Regions from separate parts of the Homo sapiens genome. Here region 1 is linked to region 2. The links are chromatin contacts, found by Hi-C in ENCODE. All regions are on one chromosome and are shown on one strand. The core of a region is the stretch at or near the end of the contact, and the rest is flanking DNA. Distances in the headings are between cores, read along the strand shown. Region 1 holds the start of TPRKB (TP53RK binding protein). Region 2 holds the start of MCEE (methylmalonyl-CoA epimerase).

Region 1 (6,886 bases), core at 361-2,860, 2.6 Mb after region 2:
ACAATTTCTATCAAATTCTTAATAAAATATTTTGGTGGGGCAATTTGAGACTCATTTTATCCTTTTACCTGGCAGATTATATTTCTAGAACTCTTTCTGATGGAAGTCATTAGGAATCCAATAATTATATAAGATGTTCCTCTCATTATTTTAACAGTAAAAAGTTGCAAATAACCTATCTAGCTAATGATGGGATTAGTTGTTATTTAACAACCATTAAAACATGTGGTCTTGACGGTGTGTAAAAACGGCAATAAATAACATTAAGTAAGTAAAAACATCTGAATGGAAAACAAAACACAAACTGGCCAAAATGTGGGTTTTTTAAAAGGCTTTTAAACAAATATTAAAAAGAAAATACACCAAAAAGTTAATGTTATCTCTTATTTAGAATTAATTTGACTTTTTCTGTTACAAACAGAAAAAAATATATTTGTGAACGATATCCTGGCACACAGTTCAATCATTAGTCATGCTAAGGTGGAAAAAATGGATACAGAAAGACATAATCAGTAGGATCCCAATTATATAAAAAGATACACATATTTTTTTAAAATACATGAAAGAAACACTAAAATATGACCATCTTGGGTAGTGAGGTTATGAGGTGATTTTTATTGTCCTTTATATAAAAGAAAATATTTTGTTATGTATGTTCTGAATTTTCTACAGTAAGCACACAAAACATGAGTACACATAATAAGAAAGGAAAAAAACGTGCTTTTTAACACTGAGTGGGGGGAAGAACCCTTAGAAAACTTCAAAATAGTTTGTTCTTGTTTAGCGTAATTTACTCACTCAGGTCAGAAACTTGGAATCATCGTTGAGACCCAACCTGTCACTCAAATCCTATATCTAATCCGTAAAGTCCTGAATTTTCACCTGCTAAATATACTTTTGATTCGTCCACTTCTCTCCCATACGCTAGGTCACATCGCTCATCTACAGCAGTAGCCTTCTGAGTGGTTTCTCACAATTCCTGCCCTCCTATAATCCAGTCGTCACCAGCAGTTACAGTGATCCTTTCAAAATGTACATCAGATCTTGTCATTCTGCTGCTCTTATGATAAAGCCCCAACTTTGTGTCACGGTGTTCCACACTCTACGATCTGGTCCCTGCCTCTCCTCTTCTGCTACCGCCGCAATGGCCTTCTCTAAGCTCAAGTCACCAACCTTTCTCCCCGATTCTGCCCTATCGGACAGGTAGTTCCCTCTCTCCTTTCATCTCCGCCTGACGCACTCCTCCCTCCCTTCAACTCCATTTGGAGTCCATTTACTACAGCGCCCAGAACCCCGGCACTACGGCTCTTTTTAGTCTGAGGACTAGCTCCTTTTTGGGCCCAATCACAACTCTGAAGAATCCTGCGCCTATCCGCTGCATGTCTCCTCACTAAACTATTTCTTGAGGGGACAGCCTGACTCTATCATTCTCGTGCTGCATTCCCAGGGGCTGGCCTCGTTGCCGCTTGAGAAATACCAACCGCAGCCGTTGTCCCAAAGACACTACTAAAACTGCCCGGACCCTCCCGCTCCCGAGCCTGCCCGTTAGAGCGCAAGGAAAACTCACCATCCGGCCCCCAGTGCGTCTCGGAAGAGCTCCCGCTCCGAAACAAAGCTCACAACTTCCGGAAGCGATGGCCAATCCCCGTCTTCTTCGAGCCAGTTTCCGGATAGGCCGGCTCGGGGTGGCCATCTGTTTCCGGGTCCTGGTAGGAGGGGTGCTTCCGCCCATGGTCCCGCCCATTCTTCCGCCTCCCCAACCTGGGTCCCGTCAACGGACGCGAAGGAGAACAGGGGCTGTATATCACTTCCGGCGAAGGAAATGGAAGAATCTATGGGCTGGGACCGGAAGCTGGGGTCTGGTTTTGAGTCTCGGCTTTGTCTTAACCTGTGTTGGGCGTTGCACCGGGCGACCTCAGTTTCTTCCTGTACAAGGAAAAGTACTGACCAAAATGAGTTCTACATACATTTCCGCTGCTGGAGATTTCTTTGGTTTTTGAGACAGAGTCTTGCTCTGTTACTCAGGCTGGAGTGCTGTGGTGCAATCTCGGCTCACTGCAACCTCCGCGTCCCGGTTCAAGCCATTCTCCTGCCTCAGCCTCCCGAGCAGCTGGGACTACAGGCACCCGCCACCACGCCCCGCTAATTTTTTGTATTTTTAGTAGAGACGGGGTTTCACCGTGTTAGCTAGGATGGTCTGGATCACCTGACCTCGTGATCCACCCGCCTTGGCCTCCCAAGGAGCTGGGATTAGTTCTTTTTCTGGGCCATGTCTCCTGTGACACTTTGGACTTTTGAGTTTAATGCTGGAACAAGTTAAAATTTTGGTAGGTGATTGGGAAGGCATGATTATGTTTTGCAATGTCAGAAGGACATGAGATTTGGGGGTCCAGGGATGGATTGAATATATGTCCCTGCCAAATCTCATGTTGAATTGTCCCCATTTTTGGAGGTGGGACCTGATGGGAGGTGTTTGGGTCATGGAAGTGGATCTCTCATGGCTTGGTGTCTTTGCAATAGTGAGTGAGTGCCAGGAAGATGTGGTTATTTAGAAGTGTGTGGCACCCTCCAACACAGTCTCTTGGTCCAGTTCTCACCATGTGATGTGCCTGCTCTCTCTTCTCCTTCTGCCAATAGTAAAAGCTCCCTGGGGCCTCCTCAGAGGCCAAACAGATGGTGGTACTATGCTTCCTGTACAGCCTGCAGAAACATGAGCCAATTTAACCTCGTTTCTATATAAATTACCCAGTCTCAGGTATTTCTTTGTGGCAATGCAACAGCCTAATTGCAGGGGGCAGGGGCAGGGGGAAGAGGTGGGGAGGCATGACACACTGGGCTAAAACATGAAGAACATTCGGCCAGGTGCGGTGGCTCACGCCTGTAATCCCAACACTTTGGGAGGCCGAGGCAGGCAGATCACCTGAAGTCGGGAGTTCGAGACCAGCTTGACCAACGTGGAGAAACCCCGTCTCTACTAAAAAATAAAAAATTAGCCAGGCATGGTGGCTCATGCCTGTAATGCCAGCTACTCAAGAGACTGAGGCAGGAGAATCACGTGATCTGGGGAGGCAGAGGTTGCCATGAGCTGAGATCGCGCCATTGCACTCCAGCCTGGGCAACAAGAGTGAAACTCCCTCTCAAAAAAAAATAAATAAATAAAAATTAAAATTAAAAAAAATATATATATATATATATACATATATATATGAAGGACATTCTATTTCTGGGAGACACTGGAACAGGGCCCTGGCTGGTCTGGTTAGTCTCTCTCTATCACAGGATGCTACATTCCCAGCACATTCTACAGTTATCCTAGAGAACCACAAGTGAGAAAGGAGAGAGAACTAAATTGGTCCAAGGCCACCTGGAGAACTGTCCTGCAGTCTATGCCCTTAACCCAGATTATACCCTTTAGCAAAGCTAGTCCGTTTCATATGCCCACCAACCTCCTAGTATCTGGAGGCGGAAGTTTGTCTTATCAGATCGATGTAACACCTTCACAGACACAATGTCAGTACAACATTGTTGAGCCATAGCCAGAATACATTTTACTAGGCCCAGGAGGACTACATCACAAACAGGTTGATCAGGTCTGTCTGGAGCATCAACCTAGTCCAGGATCCAGTGATCCAGGTAAGAACATAATAGGTCAAAGGTGCCAGCCCACCAAGATCTTATTAGTTGTCATGATGTTTTGCCACCTTAGGCCAATTAAGTCTACCTCCCTCCCATGTGGCAGATGTTAGATCCTCACTCAGTAAGCCAGGGCTCAGGTTCTGTTGATATTCACTGTGCCACTATAATACTGGTAGAGTTTACTACTGGCAGGACGAGAAGGTTGCTGTAGCCTGTGACATAATGGGGTCTGGGATGACAGATCCAGCACTTTCCTATGGTAGCCACAGCTTGGGAGAGCCTAACAAACGCGTTATGCTTCTAGGCCTCTGCAGTCACGTCCTTGTGGAAAAAGCAGACTGACAGGTTAGTGCCCTGCCCCTTACACTTCCTGCATCCTCGGGTATTCCCTACCTATGTGATAGAGGTTGAGCTGAGTGTAGTGTCCCAGTCTGACTGCTGCAGTCCCGAGAGTACCCATTCCGCTTGTTGCATGACCCAGGCCTTTTGGCTTCAGTCGTCCAGTCCGGGAAGGTTTGTCTTGTACAAACTCGACATGTCTGATAAGGTTACCTACCTGAATGGAAGGATCAGGTGTTCCTGGTGCCACTAAGCCTAGCACCCTGATACTCCTTGGTCCTGTCCTGTATCCCTGTGGATTTCATAGAAGAGAGGCACCCGGGGGACGTATCACCTCTAGATCAGAGTCAGAGGGGCCTGTCGGGTGCTCTGGCAGCTTGAACCACCGGCCACCTACAGGATGTGCACTCTAAATGGAAAAAGAAAAGACAATGGTTGGGAACACTGAGATTGGAATTTCACAGGTGCAGCCTCATCAGGCAGTCACCTGGTCCACCTCTATCCACATCAAGCTCAGCGTTTTTCAAGATGTGTGCAGTGCTGTGTTTCCCTTGATTGGAGAACAGTGCTTAGTGTCCACACTGCCCTAGTCAGGTTGAGGTGCCACCCCACTAACAGGCTGTCCTGATGTCCTTTATTCAGTTGCTTTGTGAGTTGACTGGTCCATCATTCAATGGCTCCATTGGCCTGTGGATGACAGAGTGCATGGAAAACCCACTGTATTGCATGAGTGTGCCCACTGTCATGTTGCTTGGGCAGTGAGGATTTTCCTTGGTCAGAGTGAAGTCCCATGGGGTATCCAAAAACATAAGTCCTCTCAAGGGCAGCTGTGGTAGTCAGAGCATCCACATGAGTGGCATATAGAGTCCCTTCCAACAGCAAGCTGTTGCCATAGCCCTTGTCCCCACACATGGAATCTTTTAATAGTCCAATCACTGCTGCCATTCCCCTGACCAGATGGCTAGGCTGTTGGCAATGGCCCATGAGTCAGTAAAAATGTGGCAAGATATGGTGGTAGGTGGGAGGGGATGTGCCCCACTGTTATGGCTCAAATCCTTAGCTGTTAGGGGTCATAGCCCCTCTGGTGGCAGTGACATTCTGTGCCACAAGCCACCAAAATGTCAATGCCTATAAAGCACTCAGTGGTGGGAACCATGGTCACTGACACCTGAAATGGCCCAAAGGCCTCCACCCACAAGCAGATAAGCACCACAAGCAGATAAACACTATGTGTCACCGAGTTCATCCCCAAACTTCCTGGTGTCACCAGCTTAATTTTTCCCCTAAAGGAACCTGGAAATTCTGTCATGTGGCCTTCAGTATCCAAGAACTCGAAAGAAATCAGAATTTCCATCTTTCCCCATTTTATTTATTTATTTTTTTTTTGAGACAGGATCTCTCTCCATTGTCCATGTTGGAGTGCAGCCTCAACCTCCCAGGTTCAGACAATCCTCCAGCCTCAGCCTCCCACATAGCTGGGATTACAGAAGCACACCACCACACCTAATTATTTTTAAATTTTCTGTAGAGACGAGGTCTCACTTTGTTGCTTTGGCTGGTCTCTAAGTCTTGGGCTCAAGGGATCCTCCTGCCTTGGCCCCACAAAGTACTGGAATTATAGGTATGAGCCACTGCACCTGGCCCCATTTTATCTTAATAGGAGTATAGAGCCATTGGCCTCTGGTGGGGATCCAGAGACCTTGGGCCCCATTCCTACCCGTGCCATACAGCCCAAGACATTTGGGTTTGCAATGTCCCTTTATCAAATATATTCATCAACCAGGATGCATGTGACTTCCTTGGCCTTTCTCCATGTCTAAGACTGTGGTCCTTTAGACTTGAGTCTCCCTTTCTGTGACGGGCCACGTTGTGCATGTGGGTTCCTCTCAGATGCTTCAGGGACCATGTGAGTACCTCATCCCTCTTCTTTCTCTTAAGTGCCTTAGGGTATGTTTGGGTCCCCAATCATCAGCCCTGGAAATGAGCAATCACATAAGTGGCTAACAACCAAGGGATCCTGTGTGGCATTTCAGCTCCACCTTACTTTCTCTCTGCTTCCACCCATTCAGCCAGCTCAGTCACATCCACAGGGTGTGTTTGCACGTGACCTAATGTCTCACGTATCACCCCTCCTTTCCCATAAAATGTCCAGTTGCAAGTCCAGCCTCTGCACCCACAGGTTGACATCACCACCTCCTTTCACCAGGAAAACATGGTTCTGTTAGACTGAACCCTGTTTGTTGTGTCAATTTTGTGAAGCAGGCTCATTGTGCACTGGTTATCAACTTGCCTGAGTCCAATGAGATGGTAAGATGGAATGCCCACACACAAGTTACATGAAGTGGGTTTATTACTTACAGATTGGCCCTGAGGCACAACAGAAGCCCGGAATTCATTGTGAGCCAATCTCCCAAGGCTCAAGAAAGCTACCGAGGGTGGATGGATTCTCACAAGTGGGGCATGTGTCCCACTTGCACTGCAGCTGAGGGACACTAGAAAGCATCCCACACTGGATTTAATACCCTGGGGACCACATGACACGCTGGGCAAAAGTGTTGATGGACATCTTGTTTCTCAGAGGCAGACAGGAACAGAGAGAGCCTGTGAGCTGTTCTTGTCAGTCCCTCTTTATCGCAGGATGTTGCATTCCCAGCACATTCTACAGTTATTGTTGAGAACACACGTGAGAAAGAGGGAAGAACTGGGCGAGTCTAAGGTGACCTGGAGAATTGTCCTGCAGCTTGTTCTTGAATGTTCATATCAACTTTACTCATAATAGCCAAAAACTGGAAATAACCAATGCCCAACAATACATTGATAAACACATTGTGGCAAATTCATACAGTGAGATACCACTCAGTAATGAACAGGAATGAACTGCAGATACTTCCAACAATACTTGCAACATGGA
Region 2 (6,943 bases), core at 601-3,100:
GCGGGAATTCAGAAGTATTTGTACACCCACGTTCATAGCTGTATTACAATAGCCAAAAGGTGGGGATAACCCAAATGTCTATCAAGAGACGAATGGATAAACAAAATGTGGTATACACACACAATGGAATATTATTCAGTCTTAAAAAGCAATTTTTTTTTTTTTTCTGAGACGGAGTTTCGCTTTGGTTGCCCAGGCTGGAGTGCAGTGGCGCGATCTTGGCTCACGCCAACCTCCGCCTCCCGGGTTCAAGCGATTATCCTGCCTCAGCCTCCCGAGTACCCGGGATAACAGGCGTGTGCTACCACGCCCGGCTAATTTTTGTATTTTTAGTAGAGACGGGCTCACGCCTGTAATCCCAGCACTTTGGGAAGACGAGGTGGGCAGATCACCTGAGGCCAGGAGTTCCAAACCAGCCTGGCCAACATGGTGAAATCTCGTCTCCACTAAAAATGCAAAAAATTAGCCGGGCGTGGTGCCGGGTGCCTGTAATCCCAGCTACTCGGGAGGCTGAGGCGGAAGAATGGCTTGAACCTGGGAGGCAGAGGTTGCAGTGAGCTAACGCCACTGCACTCCAGCCTGGGCGACAGAGTGAGACTCTGTCTCAAAAAAAAAAAAAAAGGTAAATTTTACTTTATGTATATTCAACCACACACACACACACACAAGTGGAGACATTAAGCTTCAAGTATCTTAATAGGACAAATCAAAGGCAATCTTTGGAATACACTGTCTTCATTTTTCCTTTATGCCAAGATGTGTATGTAAGTACAAAACAAACATGCACCTTTATCTGTATTGAGTTCTTGCAGTATGTATATGACCTGTTGGAAGTCATACTTTTTCCCAAACTGTCAATCATTAAAGTGTGCAGTTCTAAAAATAGACATAAAAATGCCTTTTCCCAAATATTCATTTATTTATAGTTTTACGTTCCTATCTTGTGTATCACCTAAGAGGAAGGTATGCCTTACGGTTAAGAATGTGGGCTCTGGTGCTAGAAGGATTTATCACGAATGTCCCGGAGTAACTCTGGGGCATTACCACTTGGCACCTTCTTCCTAATAGGGAATCTCAGATTAAGGGAAATACTTGCCCTCTCATAAAAGGAGGAAGAGAAAAAAAAAAAGGATAAAAAGAGGAGAAAGTGAGTCAGAAAACGTGACAATTATTACAGTTATTTCTGTCATAACTGATTCTATGTACATATTTTAAAAAAAATGAAGGGGGAGAGAACTCAAGAAAGTTTCCAAATCCACATGCTTTTATCTGTGTACGCGATAAATATATTAGTGCACGTGGAAAAACCACTCCTTTTGTATTCTTTACACCACTGACCTTTGAGTGTTCCCAACAGAAAGCTGGTCACGCTTGGAGTTCGGCCGACTAGTAGTTGTTGTTTTTACGGAACGTGCTCTCCTTTCTGGTTTCTCCCCAGTCTCTTTATTGGTGCGCGGTAAAATAACTTACCGATCCGCTTCTATTTACTTCTGTCCCTGCCCTGCCTGACCTGCCGGGCAAGTTCCCTCGACTCTCCCGCCCACATACTGGAAGGTGCAGAGCCCAAGGCGCACAGCTCTCGGATGGAAATGGGACTCATGCACAAGGCAATCCCCGCTACTAAGCGGTGGCGCTTCTGGAAGGCACCCTCTGCCTAAGTGACAGCAGCTGCTGTGGAACGCGCCCCCGGGGGAGGACATTAGATCAAGGTGCTTTGGCCACGCCGAGGCCTCCTCCGCCCCCGACCGCCGTTCCCACGCTCCCTGTCCCATGGCGAAGGTCGCCGGTGCCCGGTATTCACCTACGGCATTCGCGGCTGCAGCCTTCAGCACCCGCGCCATTTTGGAAAGCAACCCGCCACGTCAAGACTAGCCACGGAGGTTGAGAGACGCGCGGCAGAGGGCGGGGCGGGAGGCAGAGGGGGCGGGGACAGAAAGGTCAGGGGCGTGGCGAAGGTCGCTGCTTTCCTGCTACAACGGGCCTACTTTAGCTAAAACAGAAACGTAAGGCCAGGACGGGTCACCCTTTGTGGGCCCCTGAAAAATACAAAACGAAGTTTGGAGAGAGTTGAAAGGCGTTTGGGCTGACCATGGAGATTTTTGTTTCCCACCCTCCTGCGAAAGCGCTCGCGCTGCCATTGGCTCTGGCTGAGGGCGAGTCCGGAACCTGTGCGCCGCGGAACTTTCGGCTCTGAAATCCAAGTTGCGCTGGGCGCATCTTTGCCGCGCGGTTTCCGGGCGGCTCCCTTCCCTTGCATGCTGCATTGTGTCGGGAGTTGCTGACAGCCATGGCGCCGCAGGTCTGGCGTCGACGGACCCTGGAGCGGTGTCTGACGGAAGTCGGCAAAGCCACGGGTCGGCCCGAGTGCTTCCTCACGTAAGTGCGCAGATCCCGGGCTCGGGGTGCGACCGGGGTCTCACGTGGACGCGGGTTGCAGGCCTCCGGCAAATTGTGGAGCTGGGGGAAGGTAAGGGGAAACGTAAAATCGCTTTTCCCCAAATTTCAGAGTTTATGCTTTCCTAGGCTATCAAAATTTTAAAAACTGTTAAAATTTGTATAGATGGATCTCTCAGTTGAGTGTTACTGAAATCACTCTAACCTCAATTGTTAACACCTAGAAGCTTCCCTTGGGCTTCTTACGCCCCCATCCCTCTACACACAGACTGTTGGTTTCTCCTTCCTCCTATGTGCTCTCAAAGCACTTAGCGCTTAGCATACTTTATTGAAAGTACGAACTTGTCACTTGTCTGTCCACCCCCCATGACTAAGCTTCTTCAGAAATAGAACTTCCATGTCTCTTCCCAACACAAGCGTTTTATATGTATTTTGTTGAAGAATTTAAAATGTGATCTATGAAATTATTACTCATTTATGTTTCAAACCCCAACCTTTCCCTGAGTTCCCAGCTCACAGCAACTACAGACTGAGCTTAGTTTGAATTCCGTAGCACACAACTGGGATATCCACACTGTACAACTTTTAACGATTTTTAAAATTTTGGTACTGTCAAGCATCTCAAATTCACTGCGTCCAAAATAGAGCTGTTGTGTCTGTTTAATAGAATTGTTGTTTCTACCCACCTATACTCTGCCATCCCCTGAAGTCCTTTTCCCATGCTACACCTGTCAAGCGCGTCTGTGTGAAGAGACCACTAAAACAGGCTTTGTGTGAGCCACAAGGCTGTTTATTCACTTGGGTGCAAGTGGGCTGAGTCCGAAAAGAGAGTCAACTAATGGTGATGGGGAAGGGGTTGCTTTATAGGAGTTGGGTAGGTAATGGAAAATTACAGTAAAAGGTGGTTATCTATTAGCAGAGGAGGACGGGGTCACAAGGTACATGGTGGGGAGATCATAAGACTTATTGTCCAGAAGAAGAATGTCACAAGGTCGATTGATCAGTTAAGGTAGGGCAGGGACAAGTCACAATGGAGGAATGTTGTAATGTTGATTAATCAATTAAGGCAGGAACTGGCTGTTTTATTTCTTTTGTGGTTTTTCGGCTGCCCCAGACTTCTTGGCTCCTGCAGGCCATCTGGACATATATGTGCAGGTCACAGGGGTTACAATGGCTGAGCTTCAGCTCAGAGGCCTGACACCACCACCCAAGCCTTCCCTATCTCAGTAAATGGCACTTCTGTCTTTTCAGGTACTCAAACATAAAACTAGGCTGCTACTTTAATGTCTTCATTTTTCTCTATTCTATATCTAATTCTTTAGCAATCCTGTCAGTTCTACCTCCAAACTATACTCAGCATATTCACTGCTCTAACTCCAGTCTAAATCACCATTATCCTTTCGCTGGAATGCTGCATCAACCTTCTAATCACTGTACTTTCCTCCTCCTCCCTCGTCCCTTTCTCCTTCCTTCGTGTAAATCATCATTTCATCCCTCTGCTTAAAATGTTTTCTCTTTACACTTTAAATGACAAATTCTTACTCCTGAACCATGCATAATTTGGCTCCCATCAGTCTCTCCAGCTTCACCCTCTGCCTCCTTCACACTCTAGCCATGGTCACCTGTTTGTTTCCTCAAGCTCACCTCTAGAGGATTTGCATCTTAGAGGATTTCTTCTGCCTGGAATACATGTTTCCCAACCTTTATAAGACTATCTCCTTATCTGTAGGTTTCCTCTCAGATGTGACATCTAAGAGAGGTTTTCCTTGACCACTGTAGCCAAAGCAAATGTTGATCATTGAATGAATAAGTGAACAAATGAATGGAGTGGTATATAATGTAGCAGAATTGATAATTTAAGGTTAATTCACTATATATCTCCAAGCAAATAGATTTATAATGGTTTTCCTGCCTAAAATCTATACAGCCGATTCACAGATACTTGGTTGACAGGTTTTATATATCAGTGTAGCTCATCAGCTTATATGTTGTTGGGGGCCAGAATCTATACTTATACTTCATTCAAATTTTATTTTACAAAAGAGTTGGGTTTTTTTTATTTTTATTAAGAGTGCTGTGAAATTATTACCTGTAATTCTAAATCTCACTTAATTCCTCCCAATAGGATTCAAGAGGGATTGGCATCAAAGTTCACTTCTTTAACAAAAGTGCTTTATGACTTTAATAAAATATTAGAGAATGGTAGGATCCATGGAAGCCCCTTGCAAAAACTTGTGATAGAAAATTTTGATGATGAGCAGATTTGGCAACAACTGGAATTGCAAAATGAACCAATTTTACAATACTTTCAGAATGCAGTTAGTGAAACAATTAATGATGAAGATATCAGTCTTCTCCCAGAGAGTGAAGAACAGGAACGTGAAGAGGATGGTTCAGAGATAGAGGCTGATGACAAGGAGGACCTAGAAGATTTAGAGGAGGAGGAAGTGTCCGACATGGGTAATGATGATCCTGAAATGGGTGAGAGAGCTGAAAACTCAAGCAAATCTGATCTGAGGAAAAGCCCCGTTTTCAGTGATGAGGATTCTGACCTTGACTTTGATATCAGCAAATTGGAACAGCAGAGCAAGGTGCAAAACAAAGGACAGGGAAAACCAAGAGAAAAGTCCATAGTAGATGATAAATTCTTCAAACTCTCTGAAATGGAGGCCTATTTAGAAAACATAGAAAAAGAAGAGGAACGAAAAGATGATAATGATGAGGAGGAGGAAGATATTGATTTTTTTGAAGATATTGATTCTGATGAAGATGAAGGGGGACTGTTTGGAAGTAAAAAACTTAAGGTAAAGTTTTGAGAGAAGAGAGAGCACTTTCCTCCTCAAATTAGCTTTTCTTCTGTTTTTCTAGGAGAGATTTAATTGTAGTTAGAAGATTTAGTGATAAGAAATATTGTGCTCTATCTTATCAGTTATAAATGAATCTGTACTTCCATTCAATTTATGTTCCAGTTGGTCTTATAATTTTGTGGTAGTGTTATTAGTTGCCATTTTCACCTAATAATTATTTAGTTATTAGTTTGGTTATTAGTTATTAGCTTGTAGTGTTATTAAGTCAGAAAGTAATATATACATACAATATACATGCAAATCTATATGCATGTGTTAATATATTTTTCTATCCCTAATTAATAGTTTTTAATATCTTTTTATTTTAGTCAGGTAAAAGTTCCAGAAATCTGAAATACAAAGATTTTTTTGATCCAGTTGAAAGTGATGAAGACATAACAAATGTTCATGATGATGAGCTGGATTCAAACAAAGAAGATGATGAAATTGCTGAAGAAGAAGCAGAAGAACTAAGTATTTCGGAAACGTGAGTATTTTGAACCATCCTTTACATTGTAAGCTGGAATTGCCCAATCATGTGTGTGTACTCGTAGTTATCAAATGTGTTTGTCTTAGCAAGTTCTATTCTCTAATATCAGATATTCTCAAGATAGCCAGAGGAAAGTCTCTGACTGTAAAGGGACATTAGAGATCACTTAATGAAGAAAAATATCTCTGGTAGTAGCAATCAAACCTTCCTTACCAGGAACTTTGATTTGGTTTTGTGTCAATAAAATCCTGTTATTTTTGTGAGATAAGAGATTTGTATTATAGATTGATGAATAATTTATTTTCTATATGTTGGACACTTTTTTTTCTGTTTCTTACATAGCGTTTTACCTAAATAATACCTTTTGTTCCTTAATAACTGAATGATTTTGGAAGTTCTGAGTATTTGGTTGCATTAGGTATATAAAATAAGAACTTTATTAAGGGAAAATTTGTTTCCTTTTGTTTTTCTAATGGAAAGTAGTATATTTCTTTTTATAAGAGTTTTGGTATTGTAGGGATGAAGATGATGACCTTCAAGAAAATGAAGACAATAAACAACATAAAGAAAGCTTGAAAAGAGTGACCTTTGCTTTACCAGATGATGCGGAAACTGAAGATACAGGTGTTTTAAATGTAAAGAAAAATTCTGATGAAGTTAAATCCTCCTTTGAAAAAAGACAGGAAAAGGTAATTAGTAATTTAAGGAATTTTTAATATACTTGATATTAACCATCCTTTGAAAACTATTAACCATCCTTTGAAAACAAATATCTTGGCCAGGTGCAGTGGCTCACGCCTGTAATCCTAACACTTTGGTAGTCCAAAGCAAGAGGATCGCTTGAGCTCAGGAGTTCAGAACCAGCCTAGGCAACATAGTGAGACCTTGTCTCTACCAAAAATACAAAAATTAGCTGGGCATGGTGATGTGTGCCTGTAGTCCAGCTACTCTGGTGTCTGAGGTGGGAGGATCACTTGAGCCTAGGAGGTTGATGCTGCGGTGAGCTAAGATTGCATCACTGCTCTCTAGCCTGGGCGGCAAGCAAGACCTTGTCTTAAAACAAAAAACCAAAAATCTTGCCATATGGAAAGCATCTGATTTGCAAAATCAGTGCCTGCATTTCAGTTTGGGGCCTGTGAGTAAAATAGTTGCTTCTGCTGGGCGTGGTGGCTCATGCCTGTAATCCCAGCACTTTTCGGGGCTGAGGCAGGTG

The links. A loop is a pair of places that touch in the nucleus more often than their neighbours do. Pooled maps may share reads with other maps.
Region 1: a map of CD8-positive, alpha-beta T cell shows a loop between it and region 2 (13-fold over the local background). The contact joins the promoter of TPRKB here to the promoter of MCEE in region 2. A Hi-C loop is called at or near these places in 3 of 168 maps with a recorded cell type or tissue (CD4-positive, alpha-beta T cell, CD8-positive, alpha-beta T cell and naive thymus-derived CD4-positive, alpha-beta T cell), 3 of 37 single-sample maps with no recorded cell type and 12 of 50 pooled maps.

The regions. Positions count from the first base shown.
Region 1 is chr2:73,735,735-73,742,620 of GRCh38, forward strand. TPRKB (TP53RK binding protein) reads right to left here and starts at 1,611. Exons shown (of 5, transcript NM_016058.5): 1 at 1,568-1,611. RefSeq lists enhancers at 1,873-1,952, 1,993-2,052.
Region 2 is chr2:71,128,379-71,135,321 of GRCh38, forward strand. MCEE (methylmalonyl-CoA epimerase) reads right to left here and starts at 1,851. Exons shown (of 3, transcript NM_032601.4): 1 at 1,802-1,851. The coding sequence starts at 1,841. MPHOSPH10 (M-phase phosphoprotein 10) reads left to right here and starts at 2,256. Exons shown (of 11, transcript NM_005791.3): 1 at 2,256-2,376; 2 at 4,520-5,198; 3 at 5,570-5,727; 4 at 6,248-6,419. The coding sequence starts at 2,288. RefSeq lists enhancers at 1,074-1,932, 2,254-2,303, 2,404-2,453.